2 separate regions of the Homo sapiens genome follow, and region 1 is linked to region 2. Evidence: read pairs that join two places in POLR2A ChIA-PET (ENCODE). Cell type or tissue: K562. All regions are shown on one strand. Each heading gives the region's core, and the rest is flanking DNA. Links, peaks and the distances in the headings are about the cores only.

The links. Peaks named below come from ENCODE experiments on the same cell type or tissue, not always from the same donor. Only the 100,000 strongest peaks of a DNase experiment are listed, where the experiment ranks them.
Region 1: POLR2A ChIA-PET joins it to region 2 with 6 read pairs; 2 of 35 experiments call an interaction of 5 or more read pairs at or near these places.

The regions. Positions count from the first base shown.
Region 1 is chr12:129,182,577-129,191,679 of GRCh38, forward strand. The region is part of intron 5 of TMEM132D (transmembrane protein 132D); the gene reads right to left. Among named protein-coding and RNA genes, the nearest start is that of TMEM132D-AS2, 21 kb to the right of the region's middle. In K562, for the core only: a CTCF peak has its summit at 4,592 (motif pointing right); a DNase peak (open chromatin) is centred at 4,585; H3K27me3 peaks cover 848 bases.
Region 2 is chr12:129,103,813-129,112,915 of GRCh38, forward strand. The region is part of intron 5 of TMEM132D (transmembrane protein 132D); the gene reads right to left. It overlaps TMEM132D-AS1 (TMEM132D antisense RNA 1), which reads left to right and starts at 5,878. Exons shown (of 3, transcript NR_104173.2): 1 at 5,878-5,945; 2 at 7,181-7,327. In K562, for the core only: no CTCF peak of the experiment used is centred there; no DNase peak of the experiment used is centred there; H3K4me3 peaks cover 1,746 bases.

The DNA of each region.
Region 1 (9,103 bases), core at 795-8,794, 79 kb after region 2:
TGTGTTTTCTGTGAAGGCCCTGGACTAACTGGACAAGTCCCACCCATCTGATGGAGGCTAATCTGCTTTTCTGAGTCTATGGATTTAAATGTTAATCTCATCTAAGTACACATCTTCCCAGAAATACTTGGGATGATGTTTGACCAAATGTCTGGGCACTGTGGCCCAGTCAAGTTGACACATAAAATTAACTAACACAAGGGAATTGGATCTTCCAGTTGTTTATCTGCTGTGGAGAAACAAATCACCCTAAAGCTTAGCGGCTAAAACAACCACCACTGTATGATTTCTCAGGATCACGTGAGTTGACTGAGGCTCCTTAGGGAGGTTCTTCTGCTGGCCTTTGCTGGAGCTGCTCATGGGGTGGTGGTTAGGTTACAACAGGTGTGGCAGGGATGGCTGAGGGCTGAGGCTTCTCTCTCTCTCTCTTTGGGGCTAAATGAGGCTTCTTCACGTGGCTGCTGGCTTCCAAGAATGACTGCTCCAAGAACAAGCCCCAGTGTGCAAGCACTTACCAAACCTCTGGTTGCATTACGTGTGTTCATATCCCTCTGACCAAAGCGGGCCAGGCCACATGGCCAAGACCAGGGTCAATATAAAGGAGACTCCGGAATGGCACAACCACCAGCAGGCCTGGTTAGTCTGGAACAGCCAAAGTAACAGTCTACCATACCAGTCAACACGTGGCTGAGCCAAAGAGTCCTTCATGTCACAGGGGCCTATTACAGGTGAGAGTGGCCGCTGTCGAGAGGTTGCTCCTAAAACAAGAGCCTGCTCATCCGTCATTATCTTCTGCCTATGGTCAAAGCTCTCTGTGGCCGAAAGCCATTTCTAGCCTTGGTTTTCAACTCTGTCTTGTGGGTAGGAGCTCAACTCACCCTTTCCTGCAGCCCAGGCGTATTTCCTTCTTCACGCCACCTGAGCTCCTAGACAACAGGATTTCTAGAAGGAGCCTTGCTAGTGTTTTGGGCCTGAGGTTGATGCCAACGGTCTTTCAGCCACACGGGACTTGTTTTGTTTTTTAACATGCATTTGTTGCGGCTACCTAAAAGATGAGAGGTTTTGCCTGAAAGTCTGCATTTCTGTTTTCTCTTGAAGAGTCCCTAGGTCTAGTAGAACTGGGCCAGTGTCTTGTCAAAGGGACGATTCTTTGGAGCTGGGTGGTGGCTGTCCCCTTGGGTAGGGACACGGATGATTCTTTGGAGCTGGGTAGTGGCTGTCCCCTTGGGTAGGGGCACGGATGATTCTTTGGAGCTGGGTGGTGGCTGTCCCCTTGGATAGGGGCATGGACGATTCTTTGGAGCTGGGTGGTGGCTGTCCCCATGCTGTCAGTTCAACAGAGACCCAACCACTCACTGTTGTCTCCGAAACAAAGGTGCCTGTCCATTGTTTCTTGTCATTGCAGTAATGCTGTGGCTTCCTTTCAGAAGGGGCAAATCTTTCTGTGGCCATGTTTTTACCACAGTGAGAAAAAAAAAGCTAGGCTGGGAGGACAGTGTGTTCCTTAGGAACGCCCTCTGAAGACCCACTATGTCACCCACTCATGTCACCGTCTCACCCCTGTCACCACCAAGTCTGCAGTTTCCGTTAAGACAACATCTGATCTAGGCCAGGTCTCTGCAGGCCACCCGCAGCAGCCATGCAGGCGGAGGGGCATGGGGAGTCTCTTCTTACTCATGCTCTCACTGTCAGAATTCTTTACCGCTGATAAATTACCAACATCAACACAGAAATCGGTCACCTTCCAAGAGGGCCTGCCTGTGTGTGCATTTAAATAGAGGCTGGAGTTTCGCAGAGCTGTTCTCATCCACAGGCTGTCCTTTGTGCGGGCTGTTTACAAACAAAACAGAAAAGCACCTGCCTACGGGATGGGGTTGATTTCTGGGCCGTCTGGCTGATCTCAGCACCCTGTCGCTCCAGGGCACATTTCATGGGATTCCCATACTCTATGGGACTAGCCCAGAAGGGCTGGGGTGGTGGATTTTGGGCTGGGGTGAGTAGCCCACACTGGATTTAGTCTCTCCGTGGCTATTACAACACGAAGTTCACTGCACTTCAGGCACAATCCACTCTCAGAAGATACAACTTGCGCTCTGGCGCCTGCGGCTGTTTTCTTTGTTCGGTGTTCCTGTCTCTTCCCGGTTGCATGGAGACCATTAATCTAGTTGAGGTGCTGAGCTCTGATCACATGGGACACACTTTCTCTTTCTTAGACAATCACCTTTGGCTGTTTCATCAGAAATGTGATATTCTGGGTTCCAGGGGAAAGAAAGGACGAGTGTTTGGGGTGAGGGTGGGGGTGGGAGTGTGTGTTTCTGCTTCAGGCTCTGGGCTCAAGAATCATGACCCCAGCTGCCCCAGAGCTGAGTCTCACATGAGAAGAGAAGGAACTAATTTGCTAAACAAACCACAGTGGACCTAGGTGGAAATTATTTCACTAAATCTCAAGTCTAAAATCAATTATCGTGAGCCGAGCTGAACCTGCGCTGAACTTATTTATTTTCTAAAATTCCAGAATATTCTCTGAATTAAACTTGCTGCTGAACTGAAAGGTTAGAATTCCCAGTTCTCCCTCCAGGAGAGAAGATCCTGGAGACCATCTGTATGACCTCACAGAACTACAGCAGAGATGAACAGACCATCCAGGGCGTGAGGACCCTGGCATTCCAAAACACATCTCTAAGCTTTCAAAGAAATGAGATTTCTGTGATCTGTCATCACCAAGAATAAAAATGTAGCAGTTACAGAAAAAAAGAATCCTATTTTCAATTCAAAAGAACTTTTGAAAACAAAACAAAATAAAACAAATAAAAATGGGTGAAAACAAGTGAATGCATGTTAAATTCCCGACTAATGTGTCCACGCATAAAGTGAATATTTTTCCCAGTTGTTTAGAAAGTCAGTTGTTTACAAAGTCATCAACAGAAGATGATTTGTTCTTTTATTTTTCATCACTTTTATTTTATTATTTTATTTTAATTTTATTATTTTTATTATATTATTTTATTTTCATCTGACCTACAGAACAATAGATAATTTAGTATGACCAATATTCAAAATTGGCTTCTCAAAGTTGGTTATTTTTCTTTAGGAAATGTTAAAGTTTTATGTCCATATCTTATCTATCTGTCTGTCTGTCTCTATCTATCTGTCTATCTATCTATCTGCCTGTCTTTTATCCATCATCTGTCTGTCTGTCTATCTATCTATCTATCTATCTATCTATCTATCTATCATCTATCTATCTGTTTTTCTCCTTACTAGTGAGGTTAAGCCACTTTGCTTTGAAATGGAGTGCATATAGAACTTCTGATACAATCCAGAGCCCTGGAAATGTTCTTGTTTTAATAAAGTTCTTTTGCTCTGACAACACCCTGGAAAACCTCTAGTTTGAGTTGCCAAAAACCATACTTTCTCAGATCTGCTGGAGGGTTGCACCAGAGAGTCAGAATGTGGCTCTGAGCTCCTTGACCCCTGCTGACCACAGACCACAGAGATGTTTGGATTCTGCCAGACCCTTCCATTAGGAGCCTCTGACTGTTCCGCTGCGGGGAGTCCACCCAAGGCCCCCATGGGGATGCTATCATCTCATCTATTGACAGTGCAGAAGCCTCTGCACGTGTAAAATTCAGGTGAGCAAAAGGCCACCTTGGTGCATCTCCAGCTCACATCCTGCTCATCTGGAGTCCTGTGTAACTTATCCAGGTTGGCAGCTCCCTTGGCAGCCCCTGCAGAGACCCCTCAGCTTTGCCTCCTTCTATGCCTCTGCTGATGCAAGGACTCTGACTGTCATCCCTCCCAGGCCCCCTGGTTTCCTTGAGTTCCACTGAGAGGGGTCCAGATGTCCTCTATGTAGAAGAGGGGGCCCAGGCTTTACTTTCTTGCACCTCCCCACTTGACCCTCTATACCATTCTCCAGTTTTCACTGGGCCCCTTTCCTGGCTTTTCCTTCCTTTGCCTCCTGGGTCATCAAGCGCTCTGCTTATTTGTGACGGGCAACCCTGTGAATCCTGGAGCCAGACTGCCTGGGTTCAAGCTTGGGCATACGACTTCACTTCTTTGTGCCTCAGTTTCCTCATCTGTAACACAGAACCTACCCCATAGGGATGTTATGAAGATGAAATGAGCTAATACATGTAAGTGTTATCCAACAGTGCCAGGATCAGAACAATCACTCCGCAGGAGATTTAGCATTGTAATCATTCTTTGCTAAATGATAATAGCAACTACAACGTCATTGTGAAAGTGACAATTCCATTTTTTCAGAACTGATTTTGTCTAATGCTAACATTTCAATTATGAAATTTAAAAAACCTAAGTAATACATTTTAGACACACTATTTTTGCATATTATAAAAATATGAGGTAAATCATAAATTTCTAACATAATGCATATTGAACACCTATTGTCAATTTAATATAAATAATTAGCTGCTCTGGGCTCTCCTACTTCTTTGATCTCAATCCCCTCCACCCAAGAGTATCTGTGTTCTACTTCTTCCCAGGCACACGGCTAGCCTGGGTTTCCCAGCCTCCTTTGCAGGAGCATCAAACACTGTGTGTGGTTTTCCACCAGAGGGCAATAGAGGAGTCCTAGGGGGATGGAGGAGCCATAAGATGGAAAGAGCTTGGATCCCTGAGTCACCAGGTGGAGGAAGACAAAAAATACTGATATTGGACTGTTATATAAGAGGTAAATCAACTCCAATTGTGTTAGGCCACACACAAAATTGGGAGGATTTATTTGTTACAGAAGCAAGCCTCTCCCTAACAAATACAGGGGGAGGAGGAGGGATGGGAGAACATTAACTCAGAATAACAGCCAAGAACTTGGAGATAAGGTGAGTCTGGGAGGACTTGGCTGAGGGTGTCAGGGATGTGGTAGTGGAAGAGCAGGGGAGAACCAGAATGAAAGTCTGAAATATTATTACTTAAGAGTTACTTAAAAACTACCACAGTTTATCATCCTGTATCACAATTACTAAGCCAGTCATTTAATGTTTTCAAATTGTAATGGACCCAGCTGTGCAATGGGAATGTGTCTTCTTTGTACTGCTGCATAGTCACAGTCAGCAGGACATCCTATTTCTCACCTCCTTCTAAGAAATGGTAAGTCATTCTGTGGCACTGGAACTTCCCTTGTTCCTTTTCCTGTGGAGTCATCCTTCCAAATAGGACAAAACGAAGCAATCACACATTTCCACAAAGAGATTTACCTGCACTTACTGCTGACGGAAACAGTTTCTCCACTCTTACGAAGTCGTATAGTAAAGAAGTATTTTCTGGCCACTTGTGTGTAACCCTCACTGTCACCCTATCCTGTATTATTACTTACTAATATGTTTCTTTACACCAACTACTTTTACAATTTAGTCTGGTCTAAAAGAAGAATATTCGTGAAATCATAGTTGGATGTACCAAATATATGTTGTCTTAACATGACGCGGTAGACTGACAGCAACAATGGCTGCAGTTTTAATCTCTCTCCCACAACCCACCCATCCTCTTTGCAACAGAACTCTGCAGCTTCTTCCAACAAGAGTTGAAGACTGTTTTCTATCCCTTGAACGTGGACATGGAGACAAATTTTGGCCAACAGACTTGTGTCAGCCCTGAGACAAGGCCCCACAAGCCTATGGAAGCTGTTCTTTCTCCAAGACTCTGCTGTTGCCTTGTTAGCAGGTCCCAGCTGGCCTCCTGGAGGGTGCAGCTCAGGGGGCCCAGTCACCTCTCGACACCTAGCCTGCCAAAGCCACCAACGTATGCATGAGGACTTCCTGGATTGGCCAATACTCCAGCTGACTGCAGATTCAAGCATAGCCCAGCTGACCCGCAGGCTTCTTGATGAAATAAATGCTCACTCTTTCAAGCCATCAGAGGTTGTGAGTTTTGTTATGTAGCATTATTGTGACAGATACCAGATACACATGGGCAATATGGCATGCTGGCTTCATGTGCTCTGACCCATGCATATCTTGCTAGCCCTGTGGTTTCCAACTAGGGACAGTTTTGGTCCCCAGTGGGCTTGTGGAGACACATACTAGCTGTCAGGCACAGGTGTGTCTGGAAGCAGAGGATGGATATTTGAAGGGCAAAAGATGAAACTAGATGATTGATAGATAGATAGATAGATAATAGAGATAAATGAGAGAGAGAGGGAAGGAGGGAGAGGGGGAGGGAGAGAGGGAGAGAGAGAGAGAGAGAGAGAGAGAGAGAGAGAGAGAAAGAGAGAGATCTCAGCTTTTATGAGCTTAATCAGAAATGAAAGTGTTGTTAGGTACTAACTGAGCTCCCATGTACCTTGAGTTGATTAAGGCTGTAGCAGAGAGTGTAAGGTTCCTGGCATGCACCGTTCTGACTTCTGAGTGCTTGAGTGGCTGAGACCACCCACTTTCCTGGAGGACCTACAGTGCCATTTGGTTACAACAGAATTGATGCTACTCACCCTTTACTGGTCAACAAGGTCAACAAAAAAGTAGGGATTGCAGGATAAGAGAGGCTATTTTACAGGGAAAGGGAGGAATCCAGAAGGGGAAGTGCGTCTGGCCTTCAGGTCCCCATGAGAGAGGAGGAAGTCCCTGAGAGGTGATTTTCCATGAAGCCGTTGGAGGGAAGCCCTAAAGATTTGCTCATAGCCTTTGGAGGTAGCTAAACCACCACCCTTCAGCCTCAGGGACAGGGGACCAATTCCAGTCTGAAAGTTTGGGATCCCAGGCCATTATAGTACCAGATGCTGCCTGGAGATAATGGAGAGGGCAAAATGACAGGCTGATGGGAAAGCTCTCTTTCAAGTTTCCAATCCCTGGGAAGTAAGGAAGATGGACCTGGCTCAGGCCTCAGAATCAGGGCCAAGAGATTAGACAACTTTGTGGGGGGTGAAGACTGCACATGGTGAGGAAAGAGGGCTACCCTCCGGGGTCACTGCCAGTGTGGCTGGCTGTGAGGGCTGCTGTGGCCTGGAGAGCTGCCCATAGCCCACCGTGCATCTGACCCAGGGTGCGTGAGGTCCATCCGGAGGAAGGCTGGGAGTCCCCACGGGAAATCACAGGAGAATGCACTTCACATTTCCCTCTCCCATTTTGTCACCTCAAAACTGAAGAAGTTAGTCCACAAGGAAGGGTTCAGGTGGCACAACACCATTTAAATTTCAAGAGAAGCAAGTCTGGTCTGCTGGGATATTATTAAGGGAGTCTGTGGCAGGCAGAGTCAAGCTTGGCAAAGACGTCAGTGTCCTCATCCCTGCAGACTGTGAATGAGTTAGGTTACATGACAGGGGAAAGTGAGGTTGCTGATGGAATTGGAGTCGCTAACAGCTGATGTTGAGATGGGGAAGCTATCCTGATTATTCAGGTGGGGCAGTGTAATCAAAGAGCCCTTAAAAGTGGAAGAGGGAGGCAGAAAATGAGAATCAGAGGGAGGTGAGACTAGAGGAAAAAAGTCAGAGATGCAACACGGCTGGCGCTGAAGATGCAGGGAAGGGTCTTGGGACGGCCTGCAGATGGAGGAAGGGAGTCTCAGGCTTGCAGATGGAGGGAGGGGTCTTGGGGGCCTGCAGATGGAGGGAGGGGGTCTCAGGCCTGCAGATGGAGGGAGGGAGTCTCAGGCCTGCAGATGGAGGGAGGGAGTCTCAGGCCTGCAGATGGAGGGAGGGAGTCTCAGGCCTGCAGATGGAGGGAGGGAGTCTCAGGCCTGCAGATGGAGGGAGGGGTCTCAGGCCTGCAGATGGAGGGAGGGGTCTCGGCCTGCAGATGGAGGGAGGGGTCTTGGGGGCCTGCAGATGGAGGGAGGGAGTCTCAGGCCTGCAGATGGAGGGAGGGAGTCTCAGGCCTGCAGATGGAGGGAGGGGTCTCGGCCTGCAGATGGAGGGAGGGAGTCTCAGGCCTGCAGATGGAGGGAGGGAGTCTCAGGCCTGCAGATGGAGGGAGGGGTCTCAGGCCTGCAGATGGAGGGAGGGGTCTCGGCCTGCAGATGGAGGGAGGGGTCTTGGGGGCCTGCAGATGGAGGGAGGGGGTCTGGGGCCTGTAGATGGAGGGAGGGGTCTAGGGCCTGCACATGTGGGGGCCTCTGGCAGCTGGAAAGTCAAGGAGAGATATTCCCCTAGAACATCCAGAAAACAAGGCAGCCCTGCTGAGACCTTGATTTTAGCCCAGCGCAACTCAGGTTTGTTTCTAACCTACAGAACTGTAAGATAACACATTTGTGTTGTTTTAAGCCACTAAATTTGTAGTCCTTTACAGCAGTGGTGGGAAACTAATACAGATTCTGAGCCCATATCCTAGCTCTCTGTTCTCAGTGGAGCAGCCCAGAGCTCTTGCTGTCCTGCCGGTGAGACCCCCTCAGACCTCAGGACAGGCTCCGGGTGCTGCCTCCGCACAAAAGGTGTAGTCTCAGGTGTGGCCTGTGGTCTCCAGCAAGCTGTTTCCCCTCCTTCCAGACCCGGCTCCAGACGCCCCCTCCGGGTCACTGCCAGTGGTGCTGATCTCTGACTCCTCAGACCTGGCTATTTCCTCTCCAAGGGACGTGGGCCTTACTTCCTGCCACAGTGCCTGAACTCTTCTTCCTTTCTGACCATCACATGACTTGCTCAGTTAGCCTATGTGGAATCTACTCAAAGCCACCTTTTCAGTGAGGTACATATGTTTATAACATATGCTATACATATATGTGTGCATACATACACATATCTTGCCGAAAAGACACAGAGAAGGGAAATAGGACACACACACACACACACACACACACACACACACTTCTACATAGGATATGGGATGTATACATGTATATTTAAAATAGGTTATGTATAAGAAATTACACATATAGAATACAGAATAGAGAGATCTATATGAAAATATCTCCCATTTTCCTTTCTATGGAGGAAACTATATATATGAAACTATTATAAAGGATATATATGAAAATAAAATATACATAAATATAGCTATATATAGGTTATATAGGAGATGAGATATATGTGGATGTATGTGTGTATCCTAGTTTTCTCCTCTGTAAAGGAAACTACATATATGATACTAATTATATAAGATATAGGAGATATATATGTATATTTATATATATCTCAGTAGGAGATTATACATATATCTCT
Region 2 (9,103 bases), core at 435-8,434:
ACCCAGGAATCCAACTTACAAGGGAGGTGAAGGACCTCTTCAAGGAGAACTACAAACCACTGCTCAAGGAAATAAAAGAGGATACAAACAAATGGAAGAACATTCCATGCTCGTGGGTAGGAATAATCAATATCTTGAAAATGGCCATACTGCCCAAGGTAATTTACAGATTCAATGCCATCCCCATCAAGCTACCAATGCCTTTCTTCACAGAATTGGAAAAAACTACTTTAAAGTTCATATGGAACCAAAAAAGAGCCTGCATCGCCAAGTCAATCCTAAGCCAAAAGAACAAAGCTGGAGGCATCCCACTACCTGACTTCAAACTATACTACAAGGCTACAGTAACCAAAACAGCATGGTACTGGTACCAAAACAGAGATATAGACCAATGGAACAGAACAGAGCCCTCAGAAATAACGCCGCATATCTACAACTATCTGATCTTTGACAAACCTGACAAAAACAAGCAATGGGGAAAGGATTCCCTATTTAATAAATGGTGCTGGGAAAACTGGCTAGCCATATGTAGAAAGCTGAAACTGGATCCCTTCTTTACACCTTATACAAAAATCAATTCAAGATGGATTAAAGACTTAAATGTTAGACCTAAAACCATAAAAACCCTAGAAGAAAGCCTAGGCTTTACCATTCAGGACATAGGCATGGGCAAGGACTTCATGTCTAAAACACCAAAAGCAATGGCAACCAAAGCCAAAATTGACAAATGGGATCTAATTAAACTCAAGAGCTTCTGCACAGCAAAAGAAACTACCATCAGAGTAAACAGGCAACCTACAAAATGGGAGAAAATTTTCACAACCTACTCATCTGACAAAGGGCTAATATCCAGAATCTACAATGAACTCAAACAAATTTACAAGAAAAAAACAAACAACCCCATCAAAAAGTGGGCGAAGGACATGGACAGACACTTCTCAAAAGAAGACATTTATGCAGCCAAAAAACACATGAAAAAATGCTCATCATCACTGGCCATCAGAGAAATGCAAATCAAAACCACAATGAGATACCATCTTACACCAGTTAGAATGGCAATCATTAAAAAGTCAGGAAACAACAGGTGCTGAAGAGGATGTGGAGAAATAGGAACAGTTTTACACTGTTGGTGGGACTGTAAACTAGTTCAACCATTGTGGAAGTCAGTGTGGCGATTCCTCAGGGATCTAGAACTGGAAATACTATTTGACCCAGCCATCCCATTACTGGGTATATACCCAAAGGACTATAAATCATGCTGCTATAAAGACACATGCACACGTATGTTTATTGCAGCATTATTCACGATAGCAAAGACTTGGAACCAACCCAAATGTCCAACAATGATAGACTGGATTAAGAAAATGTGGCACATATACACCATGGAATACTATGCAGCCATAAAAAAGGATGAGTTCATGTCCTTTGTAGGGACATGGATGAAATTGGAAATCATCATTCTCAGTAAACTATCGTAAGAACAAAAAACCAAACACCGCATATTCTCACTCACAGGTGGGAATTGAACAATGAGAACACATGGACAAAGGAAGGGGAACATCACACTCTGGGGACCGTTGTGGGGTGGGGGGAGGGGGGAGGGATAGCATTGGGAGATATACCTAATGCTAGATGACGAGTTAGTGGGTGCAGCGCACCAGCATGGCACATGTATACATATGTAACTAACCTGCACAATGTGCACATGTACCCTAATACTTAAAGTATAATAATAATAAAAAAAAAGAAAAAAAAAAGAAAAAAACAAACAACCCCATCAAAAAGTGGCCGAAGGACATGAACAGACAATCCTCAAAGGAAGACATTTATGCAGCCAAAAAACACATGAAAAAATTCTCACCATCACTGGCCATCAGAGAAATGCAAATCAAAACCACAATGAGATACCATCTCACACCAGTTAGGATGGCAATCATTAAAAAGTCAGGAAACGACAGGTGCTGGAGAGGATGTGGAGAAATAGGAACAGTTTTACACTGTTGGTGGGACTGTAAACTAGTTCAACCATTGTGGAAGTCAGTGTGGCGATTCCTCAGGGATCTAGAACTAGAAATACCATTTGACCCAGCCATCCCATTACTGGGTATATACCCAAAGGACTATAAATCATGCTGCTATAAAGACACATGCACATGTATGTTTATTGTGGCACTATTCACGATAGCAAAGACTTGGAACCAACCCGAATGTCCAACAATGATAGACTGGATTAAGAAAATGTGGCACATATACACCATGGAATACTATGCAGCCATAAAAAATGATGAGTTCATGTCCTTTGTAGGGACATGGATGAAATTGGAAATCATCATTCTCAGTAAACTATCGTAAGAACAAAAAACCAAACACCGCATATTCTCACTCACAGGTGGGAATTGAACAATGAGAACACATGGACAAAGGAAGGGGAACATCACACTCTGGGGCCTGTTGTGGGAGGGCGGAGGGGGGAGGGATAGCATTGGGAGATATACCTAATGCTAGATGACGAGTTAGTGGGTGCAGCGCATCAGCATGGCACATGTATACATATGTAACTAACCTGCACATTGTGCACATGTACCCTAAAACTTAAAGTATAATAATAATAAAATAAAAAATAAAAATAAAAATAAATGCAATCCCTATCAAAAAAAAGTTAAAAAATAAAAAAATAGAATATCTCTGTACAAATGACTGATGCAGATTCTGTCTCTTGATTATACTCTGATGAATACAATGGAAACTGCCATTAGCAGGTGCAGTCACCATACCTGAAAGACGTTTGTGGGCTTGGGAGAAGGTTGAGAATGACCAGGCACAGATCTCCTCCCACTTTCCTCCCCTTCTTGGGCAGATTGGAGGAGGGCAGGCTCTGCCTCCTTAAGTGTGGTATGGTCGTGTGGCGTGCTCTGGCCAATGACGTGGGAGTAGAAGCGATGGGTGTCACCTCTGATTGGAAACACTTAAGAGCCAGTGCACACTCTTCTTGTCTCCTTCTCCTGCCCAGGAGGCCCATGATGTAGGTGCCTCAATATGAAGGCCATCTGGGATGCTGAGCCGTCACTGCATGGGGAATGCCTGCCTTGGACAGTCACCACTGCTGTCTTTGCCTGAACAATAGAGGCATGTTGTGGAAGGATGCTGAGATTCTGGTGCTGTTTGTTACCTCAGCATCCCCTAACTGATCCTGACTAATTGAGATGGCAGGCAAGACCTTAGCCGTTTTGTTTATCTACTGTATCATCTAGAACAGTGCTTGGCATATAGTAGGCACACAAGAAAGAGGTGATGAATGAATGGATAAAAGTGAGAATTCATGTGCAAGAGCTCTAATAGGAAAGATGAAATGGCACCAAATTTCTGAAACCATAACAAGAGAAAAACAAACAGAAAGTTTCTGAAACCAGTGGTTCTCAGTCCTATCAGATATGATATCTCCAATGCTAAATGAATGTTTTAAAGCTCCCCTTTTAGAACACTGAAATGGAATTCACAGATAATGTCACGTACATACAAGGTAATTTTATTAAGATTAATATAATGCTCTAACTGGATATCAAATCAAGTAAAATGCACTTGTAATTTAATGATATATATTTCAACATGCCGTTTGAGCATGACCACGTGAGAAAACATCTCTTCACAGTCATTGTAAATGATGCAGATTGAATGCAGGTTGACACTTAGTAGCTGCTGAAGACATTTTCCAGTGTGGGGAAGAACTCTCTATAAAGTTATAACAAAGACAAAATATTCCCTGATTAACCCTGAGTTTACATTTGTGAAAAATTCATGGTTCTGCATATTAAACTACAGTGCAGATAACTACAGCTTTCCCCTCTAGTTTGATGGGAAATTTACAAGTTGTGAATGACACAGAGCAGTTTTTTTGAGACAGTCTCACTCTGTCACCCAGGCTGAAGTGCAGTGGCACAATCATAGTTCACTGAAGCCTTGACCTCCTGGGCTCAAGCAATACCCCCACCTCATCCTCCTGAGTAGCTGGGACTACAGGTGTGCACCACCACACCTGGCTAATTTTTTTTTTTTTTTTATTTGTAGAGATGGAGTTTCACCATGTTGCCCAGGCTGGTCTGGAACTCATGGACTCAAGTGATCCTCCTGCCTCAGCCTCCCAAAGTGCTAGCATTACAGGTGTGAGCCACTATACCCGTCCAGAACACAGGACAATTCTTTGTCACAAGAGCCTGTCCTGGACATTGCAGGGCATTTAGTACTTCTGACTTCTGACCATGAAATGCAAGAATATGCCTTGATCCTTGCAAAAAATAATCACTCCTGAAAATGTGCCAGACACTTACATGGTGTGGGGACAGTTATGTCCCTACTGAGATCTGTGGCTCTAAATAGAATATTCTATCCCTGAACGTCCTTACATCACACACAGACCTTCCACCCATCTTAGTCCACAGAGGGCAGTGAGCCATCACATCGTGGCCACTGGCTTCTCCATGTTCACCGTGTGGCACCTAGAAAACTTCCTGAAAGTTTTATTTTCCTCCTGATTTTGGCAGGTGGGGCCGAGAGAGGCTGCCTGCTTTATTTTCTGACCTGGTTTCTTGGTTGCATTCCTGGGTTTGGGAAGATGACTCAGATCTCAAAGTCCTGGGTAGTAGACGACATACTTGCAGACGATGTCCCTGGTCCTGTTTAGCTTGTGGCTGGGCTGTAATGTTCAGCAGGAGGGAGATGACTCGGCTCAGGTGAATCCTCCCCAAAGGCTGTGGCTGGCTCAGGTGCCAGGGAATGTAATGAGCCACTTGGTTCATTCAGACTCTTCTATCTCCTCTGCCAATTCTGGGGAAGCACTCCCTGGCTCTTATATAGACACACTCAGATGCATGCGGTATTTCCCAAACTTCAGCAGTGCTCAATCTACATGCAGAATTACTGCCATACCCACACATCGTCTTGAGTTCTCAATATTTTGATTAATTGTTTGAAGACTTTATTATGAAAAATGTTAACCAAAGAGAAAGATAAATTGTACAGTGCCTACTCATATACCCAATGCCTCGCTTCCGTAAGTGACATTCTGCTGTGTTTGCTCTATCGCATATCTGTCCACTTCCCAGCTCTCTATTCATCTTCTTTTCTGATTCATTTCCAAGGAAGTTGCAAACATCTGTTTACCCCTCGATGCTCTAGACTGCATGCTATTAACTAGACTTCAATAATCAATTTCTTGTTTTATGTAAAAAACACAACTTTGTACTATTACCAGAGATGGAAAACTACTATCACCGAACATGAACACAATTAAGTCCTTTTAAATAGGGATGGAAAAAGCACAATAGCGTTAGAAGACACCAATAGGATGTGTTCAGAGCTTCTGCGGGAGGAAGAGACCCCAGGCCCGAATGGCCGTGTGAGTTTTTCCTTCTAGATAAAGGTGAGGCATTGCTAGGCTCTGGATCTGGATGTCCTGGGTTAACATTGTTCCAGCTCCTTCACTCTCTGGCTGTGTGACCTTGGACAAGTCACTTAACCTCTCTGTGCCTTGGTTGTCTCCTCTGCAAAATGGGGATGGTGATCATGGTACCAACTTCATTGGGTGGTCTGAAGAGTAAATGAGTTAATATAGATAAACTCCTTAGACTTTTGCCTGCATGTAGCAAACATCCAATTCATGCAGTCACCCTCTGATATGGTTTGGCTGTGTCCACACCATATCTCAACTTGAATTGTATCTCCCAGGATTCCTGCATGTTGTGGGAGGGACCCAGTGGGAGGTAACGGAATCACGGGGGCTGGTCTTTCCTGTGCTAGTCTCGTGATAGTGAATAAATCTCACGAGATCTGATGGGTTTATCCGGTGTTTCTGCTTTTGCTTCCTCCTCATTTTTCTCTTGCTGCCACCACGTGAGAAGTGCCTTTCGCCTCCCGCCATGATTCTGAGGCCTCCCTAGCCATGGGGACCTGTAAGTCCAATGAAACCTCTTTTTGTTCCCCGTTTTGGGTATGTCTTTATCAGCAGCGTGAAAACGGACTAATACACCCTCTCCCTACCAGCGGGTGTAGTCTGATGAGGTCTATGCGGCAGCGTTGGGTGGCAGCCATGGAGGAATGCTGTTGAAATGTCCCTTCTGTCCTCAGGGGCCTTCAGAAGCCACCTGGTCAGTGTCCGAGCATGGCCAAGGTGCAGGGTGGCTGCTGGGACTCCATGCAAGGCTCCTCTATGGGCAACCTCTGCGGCAGCATTTCCTGCTTGGCTGCCCAAGGATTCCCAGTGCTTCCTGCAGTCAGGCACTTCCTGCCCGGTTCTCCCTCCTTCCCATCCTCCTTTCCCAGGGACCAGACCTGCATCGCATCCTGAAGCTCAGCCTGCCTACTCCTTCTCCATCTTTTCTTTATCCTTCACAACTGCAGTCCTCAATTAATCTCTGGTGCACTTAACTCTGTCTGCTTCCTGAAGATGCTCATAGATTCTGAGGATTCCCCATGTGCTGTGATGTGAGAGTTAGGGGCGAGGGAGGAAAACAGCCAGCTCCACTACCTGTCTACCCTCCCTCCCGACCATTGAGAAAGTTCCCTGTTAGAGATTCATTCCTTTGGACCATGAAGCCTTTTGATTCCTATTAACCTTGAGTGAGTCACGCTTAAGCCTTTTAAAAAATTTTCTGAGTTTTTGTTTGTGAAATATAACATATATACCAATGAACATGAGATATATAAATGCGTTGTATGAATAATTAGAAAGCAAACTATATTCCAGCAAGCGAAAACATAACACACTGCCCCAGAAGCACCCACAATCCACGAGTAAGCACCTCCCTCCCCCTGAGGTGCATAAGTAAGGAGAGGAGGGGCAGAGGAGCTGCCAGGGGAAGGACCAAGGATGTGCTCTATAGGTCAGCCCCCTGGCTCTGCCTCTCCTTGTTGGCAGAGATCAGCCTGAGGGCCGCGCCGCACACCACAGGCCCATGACCCTCCATCGGAGTCACCGGGCGCTGGCTGAACAAGCACCTTCAGTGAGCTCTGGATTACAACACAGCTATGAAAAGAAGCCAGCCGGTGCTCTCCCTACCCATATGGAGAGATTGCCAGGCAGATTCCAAAGTGGAAAAGTCAGAGGCAATACAGGAGGGCCTGTGTGCCCAGCTCCCACTGTGAAAACCAACCCAGCTGATGGGGATTCTTCTCTATTGCTTTGTAGGTCGTCGCTGCCCTCAGCCTCCAGATGCAGCCCCCCTGCCACCTTCAGGACCCCTGGCTCTCCCCTGGACTCAGTAGCGAAAGGGTTTATGTGCTCGGAGGGAGACCTTCAGGAATCTGTGCATAGAATGCCATAGTGCAGAGGAAAGTAAGACTATGCAGTTGTATTTGACTTAAAACCTCCGGAAAGATAAATAGGGAAGCAACAAAACCTACAGGGAACAGGGGAGGAAGAGGGATGGGGCTGCAAGCCAGGGGATGCCTGCAGCCACCAGGAGATGGGGGGAGGCAGGGAGGATCCTTTCCCAGAGCCTCTGGAAGGAGTATGGCCCTGCCTACACCTTGATTTGGATTTCTGGCCTCTGAAACTGTGAGAGAACAACTGTCTGCTGTGGAAAGTAACCTAGGTTTGTGGGAATTCGTTACAGCAGCCCCAGAAAATGGAACAGCTGCTAAGTGAGACTCCTCAGCCAGGCCAGAGAATGTGCATTCTGACGGACTGCTTCTCATTTGCACTGATCACTGTGAGTGTCTGATGGGTGGGCATCCGGCGCCCAGAGAAGGAGTTGCTCTATTATCCTGGCACTCCATAAAGAACAGGTAGAAATAAGCGCTTCTTACCAAGATGAAATCCACCCATCATTTCTGAATGGCTCAGTTTTGATTTCATCTCCCAAGGTGGGTGATAACTGATTATGAAAACCTTCCTCCCTCTCAGTCTCTCAACAAAAGCCTAGCTTTGCCGGTTGCTTTGAGCTGGAGGGTTCTTTGCTTAATATCTAGCAATGCTAGACAGTAATCTTTACTAGGCTAACAGGAATGCTGTCCAAAACGTGCATTTCGAACACAACCTCATGCCATATTTTCAGTCCAGCATTACATATTTAATGCGTGTATCCAGTAAGGGTACCATCCCTGGTGGCACGGAGGTCTTGACCAGCAGTCAGGGGTCCCTTGGCACTCTTCATCATGATGCCCGTGTTTTGCTGCTGGTGGAGGGGCGTGACAGTGTCAGGGCTAGAAAAGTCTGCTGTATCTCTGACATCATTCCTGGCTCCGTAGCCTCTTTACCTGGTTTTCCACCCCTCTTGGAGATTCATGCTAGTCAATATCCTTTTAATAAATTGAATAAGTTCAATTTCTGCGTAAATCAGCCAGAGTTGCTCTCTGTTGCTTGCAAATGAGGATTCTAACAGTGACAAAGATTGGGTATATTAGTGAGGCCTGCCTGGATGCATTCTGGGGTGAATGTATGAAAAGTTGGGAAGGACAGGCAGAATCCTCAGGCTTTGAGCCCATGTAGGAACCAGGGTTTACACCCGTGCTGTCCAAGGTAGTAGCTGCTAGTCACATGTGGCTCTATAATTTCAAATTAATTAAAATTAAGTGGCCGGGCACGGTGGCTCACGCCTGTAATCCCAGCACTTTGGGAGGCCAAGGCGGACGGATCATCTGAGGTCGGGAGTTCGAGACCATCCTGACCAACATGGAGAAACCCCGTCTCTACTAAAAATATAAAAAATTAGCCGGGTATGGTGGCACATGCCTGTAATTCCAGCTACTCAGGAGGCTGAGGCAGGAGAATCACTTGAACCTGGGAGGCAGAGGTTGCGGTGAGCCAAGATCATGCCGTTGCACTCCAGCCTGGCCAACAAAAGCAAAACTCCGTCTCAAAGAAAAAAATTAAGTAAGATTAAAGATTTACTTCCTCTGTTGCACCAGCTACACTAGGAGACTAGGAGTGCTCAGAAGCCACAGTGGCTGGGGGCTGACATATTGGTCTGCACAGGTTCAGAACATCCCTGTCATCACAGAAGGTCTTGGTGAACAGTGCTAGCTTAGAGAATAAAAGAAAAACCTCTCTTCCTTGTGACCTAAGGAAGCCCTGAACCTCTTCTTGCTGTGAGTGTGAAGGGAGAAGCCA